Regions from separate parts of the Mus musculus genome. Here region 2 is linked to region 1. The links are chromatin loops, found by intact Hi-C in ENCODE. Cell type or tissue: heart. All regions are shown on one strand.

Region 1 (5,000 bases):
TAGAAGGGAGGTGACAATGTAGGAGTGAATGGGATAGCAGGCACTACCTGTGTGCTGCAGTCACCTTGTTCTGTCTGGACCTCAGCCCCACCTCCACCTTCTCAGAATCCCTGCCCAGAGGATGCCTACCTCATTAGTTGTTTGATCCCAAGATAAACAGCCTGTCTTAGTCAGGGTTTCTATTCTTACACAAACATCATGACCAAGAAGCAACTTGGGGAGGAAAGAGTTTATTCAGCTTGCACTTCCACATTGCTGTTCATAACTTAAGGAAGTCAGGACTGGAACTCAAGCAGGTCAGAAAGCAGGAGCTGATGCAGAAGCCATGGAGGGATGTTTCTTAGTGGCTTGCTCAAGATCAAAAGTAACACTTTCATTAATACAATTTTTGGAAAGAGTTGAAGCTTTGTACCCTTTTTATTATTATTATTTGTGGGTGTCTTTTTTTCTTTTTTGTTCTAAGAGTATAACCCACGTATAGGCCCTTTAGTCAATTCTCATTTTCCTTATTTACTTATTTCATTAGATATTCTTGTTTTATTATTTATGCTGTTTTTTGTTTTTGAGTAAGAGTCTCAAGTGGTCCAGGCTAGACCTTGAACTTCTGATCTTCCTGTTTTCATCTCCCAAATTCTGGGATTACAGTTATCTACCCACCACACACATCAATCCTCATATTCTAAGGTCACTTGAAAAACTTTTTTTACTGAGTGGATTTGCCATTAACCTAATACAAAATTAGATTAGTTCTTGTTTCATTTTGAATTTTTATACTCATGTCCTAAAATATTAGCAATATAGTCTATTTGTCTTCCACAGGGGCATATAAAGAAGTCATTCTTCATTTCTCTTTACAGCTGTATAATATTTCCTTGTATAGAGATATCCCAGTTAAGATTTGTCTGCTGAAAAGCATGTGAGTTCTTTCAATAGTCTTATGGAAACATCTTCTGAGATCTGCCAGCACACCTGTACAGTAATTTACATGATGGAGCACTAAATGCAAAACAGTCAATAAAATATCTTTAAGCTGCATAAGTGTGAGTAGCAGTCATGCGGAGCAATGGTCCTCGTTTCCAAGCTCAGGGAACAGAAGGAGCCTTTGGTTCCTGGCAAAAGTCAGCAATTGTCTCTTCCAGAAAACTCATTGAGTCCTCATAGCAAAGAACTTTTTGGAAGTATACCAAACATGTCCCAAAGGAAATAAATTCTTGTTAGTAGCACTCTGGATAGGCGTGGACCACTGCCACACACCAAGTGGAATCCATGTTATGTATGCATAAAAAAAAATTAGGCAAAGTCTAAACTGATCTTAAAACTCCCCTGGAAAGCGTCGTATTGGAGACTGCCACACAGTGAATGCATGCAGCTGTATTTCCTCTGACGTGAAAACCTAGCAATGTGAGTTCAGTACTGGGTGAAAAACTCCTGGATGCTCAGTACAGGTCATTTGCCACCAAGTGCAGCAAAGAAGACAATTAGTATCAACCATTCTCTTGGAGGTTGAGCCTGGTTGCTATAAGGGCATGTGATGTGTCTCCAATGAAGGCAAATGTAGGCAAAAAATATGGCACTTTACAAGAATGTTGCTCTAAATGGAGATAAAGCAATATGTAGTCCATTTTAAAAGATTTTTAAAATGTGTGTGCGTGAGTATTTGTCTGTGTTTAGGTGAGTACAGGCGTCCAGAGTCAAGAAAAAGCTGAAAGTCAGGACTTTCAGAGTTGGCATTAACAGGTGACTGTGGATCAGGGAGGAGCTCAGAGCAATGCCATGCTTTTAACCACTGAGCCATCTCTCCAGCACCCTGCATTTCCTATTTTTAAATTCAGTTTTTAATTCCTTATGCACATTATCATAAGGCTCCACTGCCACTTCTTTTATTTCCACAAGCAAGGCACATTCTTGACCAACAGCTGTGCAGCAAAGGGTTCCTCCACAAATAATCCAGTAAATTCCCATGAAGCTCCATTTAAAAAAGAGATGTCTGCCCAGGGGAGAATCTAGCTGTGTCTGGTGACTCCCCTATGACATCTAAGAGTAATCTTTGCCAAGCGATTGTTACAAAAAAAGAAACCCCGAAGTTATACTATCAAGCAGAAAACAAAACAAAGAATGTCATGGAAAATGTCAGTACAGGTCATCACTGGTCTGGGCCTTCGGTGTGGAACGTGCATGCTGAAAGCCAGCATGGAAAATCTTTGCCCTGCATCTATGCAGAGCAGGAAGCAGCTCCCAGCAGGCCTTGCTCTTCAGACTGGCCTGTGTTGAACTTGGCAGGCTGCCTACTGCTTCAGCTCCTGGACCTCAGGCTCATTGTTCCAGGGCCACGGGCAGCATTTAAGACATAATAGGCCTATGTGACTACTTAGGGTTCCCAGCACAGAAAAGGACTTAGTCCTTATCTAGTAACAGCAAGCTGAATGCACGTTAAAAGTCTTTAGAAGAAGCAGATTTTTTTTCCCCGTTTCTATTCTTATTTGTATTTTTGGCTGATGAATTCCACTTGCATTGGGGCTCTGGAAACAGAAACAGGATGAGTTAAGTCAAAAGAAAAAACAAGCATGGCCTTTTGTGGAACCCTGGGAGGTATTTAGAGCCTTGTGTCTTAAGAGACTGGATGCCTTTTTGCTTTCCTGACCCAAGCTATTTTTTTCTTTTCTAATTGCCAGCCTTGGTAGCTATCAGTACTCAATACCAACCGACAGGTCGTGTGGATATTTTTCTACACTCTAAAGCCATTTCAAACACAAGAAAGTGTGGCTTACTCATCGTTTAGTCAAAAGGGAGAAAAGACCCTTTCCACTCTCCAGACTGCCATAGGCATTGTGTAAAAGTCACATGGTTGGATGCTGATAAACCCTCAAGACAGTGTCAGACATGGTGGCACAGGGTTTGAGGCCAGCCTGGGTGGTATACAGCCGCAGACCTCTACCTGCCCTGGTGCACACTGAAGGATCCTGTTGGTGCCACAGGGGTTTCCTGGGCTGTAGACCTTAGCAGGCTCTTTGCACCCCCACTCTACCTTCTACCCCAGAGCACAGCTGGTAGTTCCCCCAGGCCAGAGGTACAGCTCAGCCTCCATGCCTTTGGTGTGGCTCTGACTCTCCCTGTAGCAAAACCCAGCGTCCTGGAGAGTCAGGCTCCAGAAGGTGTTTGTTGAATTGAAGGAGGGGTCCTAGTTACCTACCTCCACCAAACCCCACCCTCGGATGCAGCCAGCTGGCCCTCAGTGCTGGTTTCCATTCCTCTCCTCTCTTGCTTTTGTTTATTCCAGACGCCAGGACCCCACTGTGGAGTCTGAAAGCAAGGTCTGGTCACTCAAATGACTTGTCCTAGTGTTGTCTTCTTGACCTTCTTGAACTGATGTCAAGGGAGGAACTTTGTTCCTTTAGGACATTGTGCTTTAGAAACATATTTAGCAAGGCTGGAGGACAGACGGAATGGGTGCAGCTTAGGTGTCATCTTTGGGGGTGACCTTTGCTCCAGACATGATCATCAGCCTATTTTAAGTTTTTACACTAAAGTCACTCTAAAGGCAATAGGCAATAGGTTTCAAAGGCATGAACTACTCCGAGCTTGTTCTGAAATGAATGAGAAGGCAGATCTGATGTTACTGGCACGGATATTCTTTATTCCATTTGCGTACAACGCTATGCTTGAGATCCTCTTACCTCAGCACAGAGAGCCTGGATCTCTTGTTTTTTTGTTTGTTTGTTTTTCCTTCAGTTTTAAGTCCAAAGGGACTTTAGGGGTAAAGGCCTCTCTAGTGTTGGCAGGTAACACCTAGTGGTAGATAGCCTCATTAGCATTAGCTAATGCCTCAAGGCATTAGCACATTTGCTGGCCTGGAGGATGACTCCATCCCTCATAATCAGCTTTGCCCCTTGTTAATTAATGTGCCTTACCAAAAGGAGGAAGGCAAGGCAAGGAGACCCTGTGGAGGTCTGTGAAGGGGAAACAACTCCTTCCTAGCCCAGAAAGTAGGATCTAGGGTTACCACTCACCCTAACTGGAGATCTAACAAGGAAAAACTATTGTCCCTTTCTGTAGGAACTAGTCCACTCTGCCTGCCAGAGGGCCACTCCTCAGAAAAGCTGATTTACCCGAATTCCTGCTAAAACCAGAGTGTGTGTGTGCGTGTGTGTGTGTGTGTGTGTGTATGTGTGTGTGTGTGTGTGTGTGTGTGTGTGTGTGTGTGTGTGTGTGTGTGTGCCGGTGGAGTGAATTATCCCCGTAATGAGATAATGTATTTTACCTTCAGAAGCCCCTCCCTGATTCAGTTGCTTGCAAATCCTGAGTGCTAAGCCTGCCTGCTTGCCAGGGTCCTAACTCAGAAGGAGTACCTTTTCCTTTCCCTTCCTTTTTACTCCTTCTTTGGATACTGACCCAAATCCCAGGGGCTGTACTCTCCCACAGTTTTCGCTGAGGACCCTAAGCCCTTTGCACATCTGTTTGATGGCTTCTGCTTATTTGTACTCCCTTCCTCTTACCTATTTCCCTCCTTCGCACAGCTGCTGGGATCTACGCCTTGACTGTCCTCTTATTTTTCTCTCAAACTCTAGTAAAATGGTTCTAAAGCTTCCTTCTAAGTCCACTTTTAAGTTGTATTGTTAATGGAATTAGGAGCTGACAAAAGGGACTCCCAAATGCTTGATAACACTTCTGCCTGATAAAAGCCACCCAAGAAACTCAATGCCTTATTCCAGAAGTAAACTAGAAATTCACAGCCCCATTCCATATTAGTTCTGATTAATGGTACTAAATAAATGACAGAGTATAGTTACTATCCCTGGGCCCTCCCCATTCCGTGACTGTCTCAGGGAATGACCCGTTCCTATCTCTCCTCATTTGTAGACTTCCCTTAATAGGCTGTGTCCAGGGTGCTTGGTCTCTTGTTCAGGGTATCTGTGTACTCTCAAGCATTCTCAAGCCTGCCTCCATTGATTAGCTCAGACTTCCTCATAGTGTGGAGGCTTCAAGACCTTAGATTGCATAGA
Region 2 (5,000 bases), 320 kb before region 1:
TTTGCAACAGCTTGTGGGCGGGTAGCTGTAATTAAGAGCAGCCAGATGAAATGTAATCTATTTAAACATCGCCACCATTTTTTTCTTAAAATTATGATTTTTCTCTAGTTTCTTGGCTCAAGAGATATATTTCATTACCCTCCTCGTCTTTCTCAGATATCAAAGCAAAAGTGCAACCCAGTGAGGCAGAAAGGAAAACATTTCTATGAGTGCATAAAATCTTTCAAACTGGGAAAGCACTTAAAAGTGACTAACAGCATCTTATCCTTGATTTCTGTATTTATTACCTGTGTATGAGAACATGGGATATGTAATCATTATAATATTAGGTTCATTTTTTCCCCTACTGAATGTAAAAATGTTCAATCATGAAACTGGAAAGGGTTGGGAGTGATAGGAGAAAGATCTGTGCTTCTTTGAGGAATTCAAATACTGGAAGAAGAAACCTGAAAAGTTATTTTAAAAATTTATGAAACTATACAGAACAAACTAATAATTTTTAAGAACAGTGAGTCAATATATTTCCTAGAGGAAGAAATATATTCAAACACTATTTTATCCCATGGATTAACTGTTGCCAGGACTGAGACATTACCTTTTCTTTCTTTTCTGGAAAGAAATGGGTGCCCCTTTTTGCCACATAAGATCTTTGCAGAGTGAAGGCTCATAACATACTTAGCTAACTAGCACCCTAATTCTGTGTGTACATTTGGGAAGCAATATGGTGTGAAAATGATCCCCATGGTAACCATTCAACTAATAAATTTAGGTTCAGAACGTAATTAGATTTTTAAGCCTTTGGTTGGCCTTCTGTAGAACATCTAATTCAAGGGGTTCGAGGAAAGTTACAGTTTGATTCATTCTTGTACCAGATTGAGTCTTAAATGTCACACCCTAGGTGCCTCTGTCTGTCTGTTCATTCTCATAAACTTGAATGGTTCATGAAATACTATGATAGAATGGTGTTCATAGTTATTTTATAAGCCCCATCAATACCAAATTAAGTCATTAACTCTACCTAAAAATGTAGGCCAATTGCATTTAAAAGATTTGTTTGTTTGTTTGTTTGAGACAAGTCTCTCTATGTAACCCTAACTTGCTTATAGCTCACTATGTGAATCAGGCTGGCCTTAAACTCAAAACTCACAGAGATCTGCCTGCCTCCAAAATACTAGGATTTGAAGATGTGCCACTAAGTCTGGCCCAGCTCAAAAGTATCAATTTGTGGGCTATGGTGGCATATTCCTTTAATCTTCGCTTTCTAGACTCCAAGACAGGCAGATCTCTATGAGTCTGAGGTCAGCCTGGTTAACATACAAGTTCCAGGATAGCTAAGACTTCATAGACCCCCCCAAAAAAAAGTTTTTAAAGAAGTATAAATTTCAAACTTGAGCCACCACAGAGCAAAGAGTTCACATTCTCTGAAATAATGCAGTGTACCTATAAACACGTGTGCCTTAGCATTTGCACACTGTGTAGACATAGCTTTCAGCGAGTTAGAAAGCTGCCTTGATTGAATACTTAAAAATTCTGGACTCATGTCTGCCATCTTTATGGGACCCAAAAGCTCACCTGTTAGTATCCTAAACTCAGAGAATTTATTGTTTCAGAGATTGGGGCACACATACATTCAGGTTAGCTGGATGAGGACCAGAAGTGGCAGCTACTGAGAACTTGCTGGTCTCACCATGATGGTTTACCTCTTAGATTCCAGATGCCACTTGCAAGTACTTCTGTGGGCTTAGTGTTAGGTTTGTCAGTATTAACCTGTGTTCATTGTCACTACTCAGGCTGAAAAACAGGCTCCTCCTTCGTAGTGGAATTGGGTTAGCCGCTGGGGTAATAAAAGAAATATTATGGTTTCCACCCTGAAAATCCCAGCACAGAAAACAGAGATTTACTCTCATTTATTTCATTAGCCCATAATTAACACATATCCGATCATGTCTTTTTATTCTCCCATGTGGAACTTTATTGTATTTTGCTTGCTTGTTTGTTTTGTTGTTATTTTGGTTTTTGTATTTTTTTTTTTATTTGTTTTTGGTGCTGGAGATTCTGGAAGATTCGAGAGCTTATAAAGCTTTGGGATTATCTATTAACTACAACCCATGGGCTGATAATATTAATTCTTTTTTATGTTAATTCTTTTTAGCTATAGAATACATTCCCCAACACAATAATATTTTGTTAAAGCTGCCTTTTTTATCCCAGTAAATCTTAAATATCCACTGAACATATTTTGGAGAAATTTTTATTTTTTTAGTAAAAAGGAGACCACATGGTTTCAATTGGTATTTCGAATAAAAAAACTTATTTTTTAAAATGCACTGAAAATACATTTTGCTTTTTAAACGCACAAACATCTCAGCAGCTGTTATGTGTTTAATTAAATGAGTTGCACATGTGTTTATAATGCACAGCACTGTGGTCTGAGAAAAGCGTCCCTGGGGTGTATGGTCAGCCTTTTGCCTCACTGAACTTTCCTCCGGAGGTCATGGGAAAGGGGTACAGGTTTGGGTTTCCTCTTTTCCAGTCCACATGTCCCCCACCAACTACTGGTGGGTAAACAAACCCATGTTCCAAAGGCGACACCGTGGCTGACCTGAATCATTCTGAAGTGCCAGACCTGTGGGCATAACCTCCGCCCAGCCAGCCCAGCGTGCAGGTCCAGTCTCTCTTCCCCAGAGCAGCAGAAGCCTCACTGGGGATTTGCTTCTTGCTCTCTGCTTTCCCCGGGAGTCCAGATCCCAGATCCCAACACCCACTAGGGCGCATACAGGCGGAGACACCGGTTCTTCCTCAGTGAGCTGAAGTTCTCCAGATGGCAGCAAGCGCCCCGCCCCCACCCCCATGCAAATTCCTGGCAGCAAGAAGCTGTCAAGTGGCTACTGCTGCTTATTGTTATGACCACTCCCCACCCCCTTCACACACACAGGCAGAAGAAAGACCATCTGTCGCCATGGGGCAGAGAGGGACTTTGCAAGTGGCACTCTGTGCAGTTTAGCAGACCCGCGACAGCCTTGGGCTCAGCCATGTCCTTCCTAAGCCATGTCTAACCCGCCCCGCCCTGGCTGGATCCCCAACCCAGCTCCACGAAAGGAGGTGCAGTTTGCTAGATTTCTTTTATGATATTTATTCCACACAGATAGAAAAGCCGGTTGTCTTCCTGTTTTAGTTCTGGGAAAGGAACTGACTTAACACAACATCTCATAATCACTAGTGAGAAATGGGAGCGGAGAGCTAGATAAAAAGTGGACCTGGAAGAGAAAAGTATAACCCGAAGTTCAAAGGACACCGAGGTTATAAGTGTGATTTCCATTCGCTTCTCCAGCTCGACCAAAAGCTACGCGTTAAACTTTGATTTTTATAAAGAGAGAACGAACCATGTCAAAAGATTCTAGGCATTAGAAAGTCCCCAAATATCTTGTCCATATTGGAAATTTGACCCTATTGTTGCGGTCTTTTTTCTTGTTGTCTGATGTTTCTGGTCATATATATTAAAGCACTGCTGTGCTGTAGTTTCTACATTCTTGGTGTTTTCTTAGTAAGGAAAGGAGTTGTCCACTGACATCACTTCAAATCACCCTGTTTCCCTTTATCTGCGTAAGTCTCTTTTATTTAAACAAATAAATAAAACTACGTCTCCATAGACACAACTAAGCTTACAATGCATGTAATTTCTTTCTTTCAAACCTACCACCTATGAATTCTCTTAAGTGTATATCTTTTTTAAAAAATTCCTAGTATTCAATTGTGCTCTGTGTGTAGCTTTTGATTTGCATGTGATAGTAAACTATAAATTGTATTCTCTCATTTTTTTCACTAACATGACACTTTGATCTCACACCAGATACTACCTTCCTCTGAAGAGCCTTTTTTCCTCTGTGTCTTTCATTATGGTTCTAAGAGAGTGTATGACTTCTTGATAAGCACACTCTGCTCTGTCCCTTCTCAGGGGCCCTGACTGTGACAGTACACCCACTACCCCCTGCTCAGGTATGAAATCCACCAGGATACTGGGCACAGCATTGATGTGCTGCCTTCTATTTTCCAGTTTAACCCTTTTCCTCTCTAAAACACCTGCAGAGTGCTGCCATCAGTAACGAAGGTAACATTTAGACAGTCCATTGTTTTGGAGATTTGGATTGGTTGTTTGGTTGGTGGTGGTGGTCGCAGGTTTTTGTTTGTTTGTTTGTTTTGTTTTGTTTTTGACATAGGGTTTCTCTGTGCAACAGTCCTGGCTATTCTGGAACTTGAGTTGTAGTCCAGGCTGGCCTTGAACTCACAAAGATCCACCTGTCTTTGCCTCTCAGAGTGCTGAGATTAAAGGTGTGGTCTACCAATGCCTAGCAACTTTCTTTTTCTCATTCCTCAATTCAGAATCCAAGCATGGTAGAAGATATATTTGATTTTTATTGAGGGCCTCCTGGAAGACTATGGCTTGAATGAACCTAGGTCTCATGGTTTACATCCCTCTATTGATGAACACATATTGTTCTCTCTAATCCTGGCATAAAAAGCAGAACTGCAGTATAAACTGTAATTGGTCTTTACTACTTTGTGGGTTCTTCTTTTTCCTGCCCTTTATTTCACCCACCCGCCAGTTCATCCCCATCACTAGATAAGAGAGAAAGGAGGAGAGAGGGGATCAAGAGATAAAGATCCCTGAAACTAATTTCTCTCCTTCTTTGTTTCTTCTTTGAATGTGACTACTAAGAAGCCGTATCCAAATCCTCTGAATGACCAACAATCACCCCCAACCCCATCTCAAGGCCCTAGCATTTATAGACCCTCTGAAAAGTTCCCAGAATTTCAAACATCACACAACTGCAGAAGCTAACTGTAGCTGGCAAAACCGCACCTCTGGTAAAGCACATGGCAAAGTCAGCTGCTCCGGTCCAAAGCAGCCCCATATCTCCGCACTTGGGATTAAAATAAAAACATATTAGTAAAATGTTTTTATGTTTTTAAAATAAACCAAATTTCTCATGATAATAAAC

The links. Peaks named below come from ENCODE experiments on the same cell type or tissue, not always from the same donor. Only the 100,000 strongest peaks of a DNase experiment are listed, where the experiment ranks them.
Region 2: it touches region 1 in a loop (3.0-fold over the local background); 2 of 42 quality-filtered maps call a loop at or near these places.

Annotation. Positions count from the first base shown.
Region 1 is chr10:37,075,922-37,080,921 of GRCm38, reverse strand. No RefSeq gene overlaps it. Among named protein-coding and RNA genes, the nearest start is that of Marcks, 61 kb to the left of the region's middle. In heart, no CTCF peak of the experiment used is centred here; DNase peaks (open chromatin) are centred at 1,131, 2,261 and 2,981; H3K27ac peaks cover 2,213 bases.
Region 2 is chr10:37,395,372-37,400,371 of GRCm38, reverse strand. No RefSeq gene overlaps it. Among named protein-coding and RNA genes, the nearest start is that of Gm31202, 34 kb to the right of the region's middle. In heart, no CTCF peak of the experiment used is centred here; a DNase peak (open chromatin) is centred at 2,721; H3K4me3 peaks cover 982 bases; H3K27ac peaks cover 980 bases.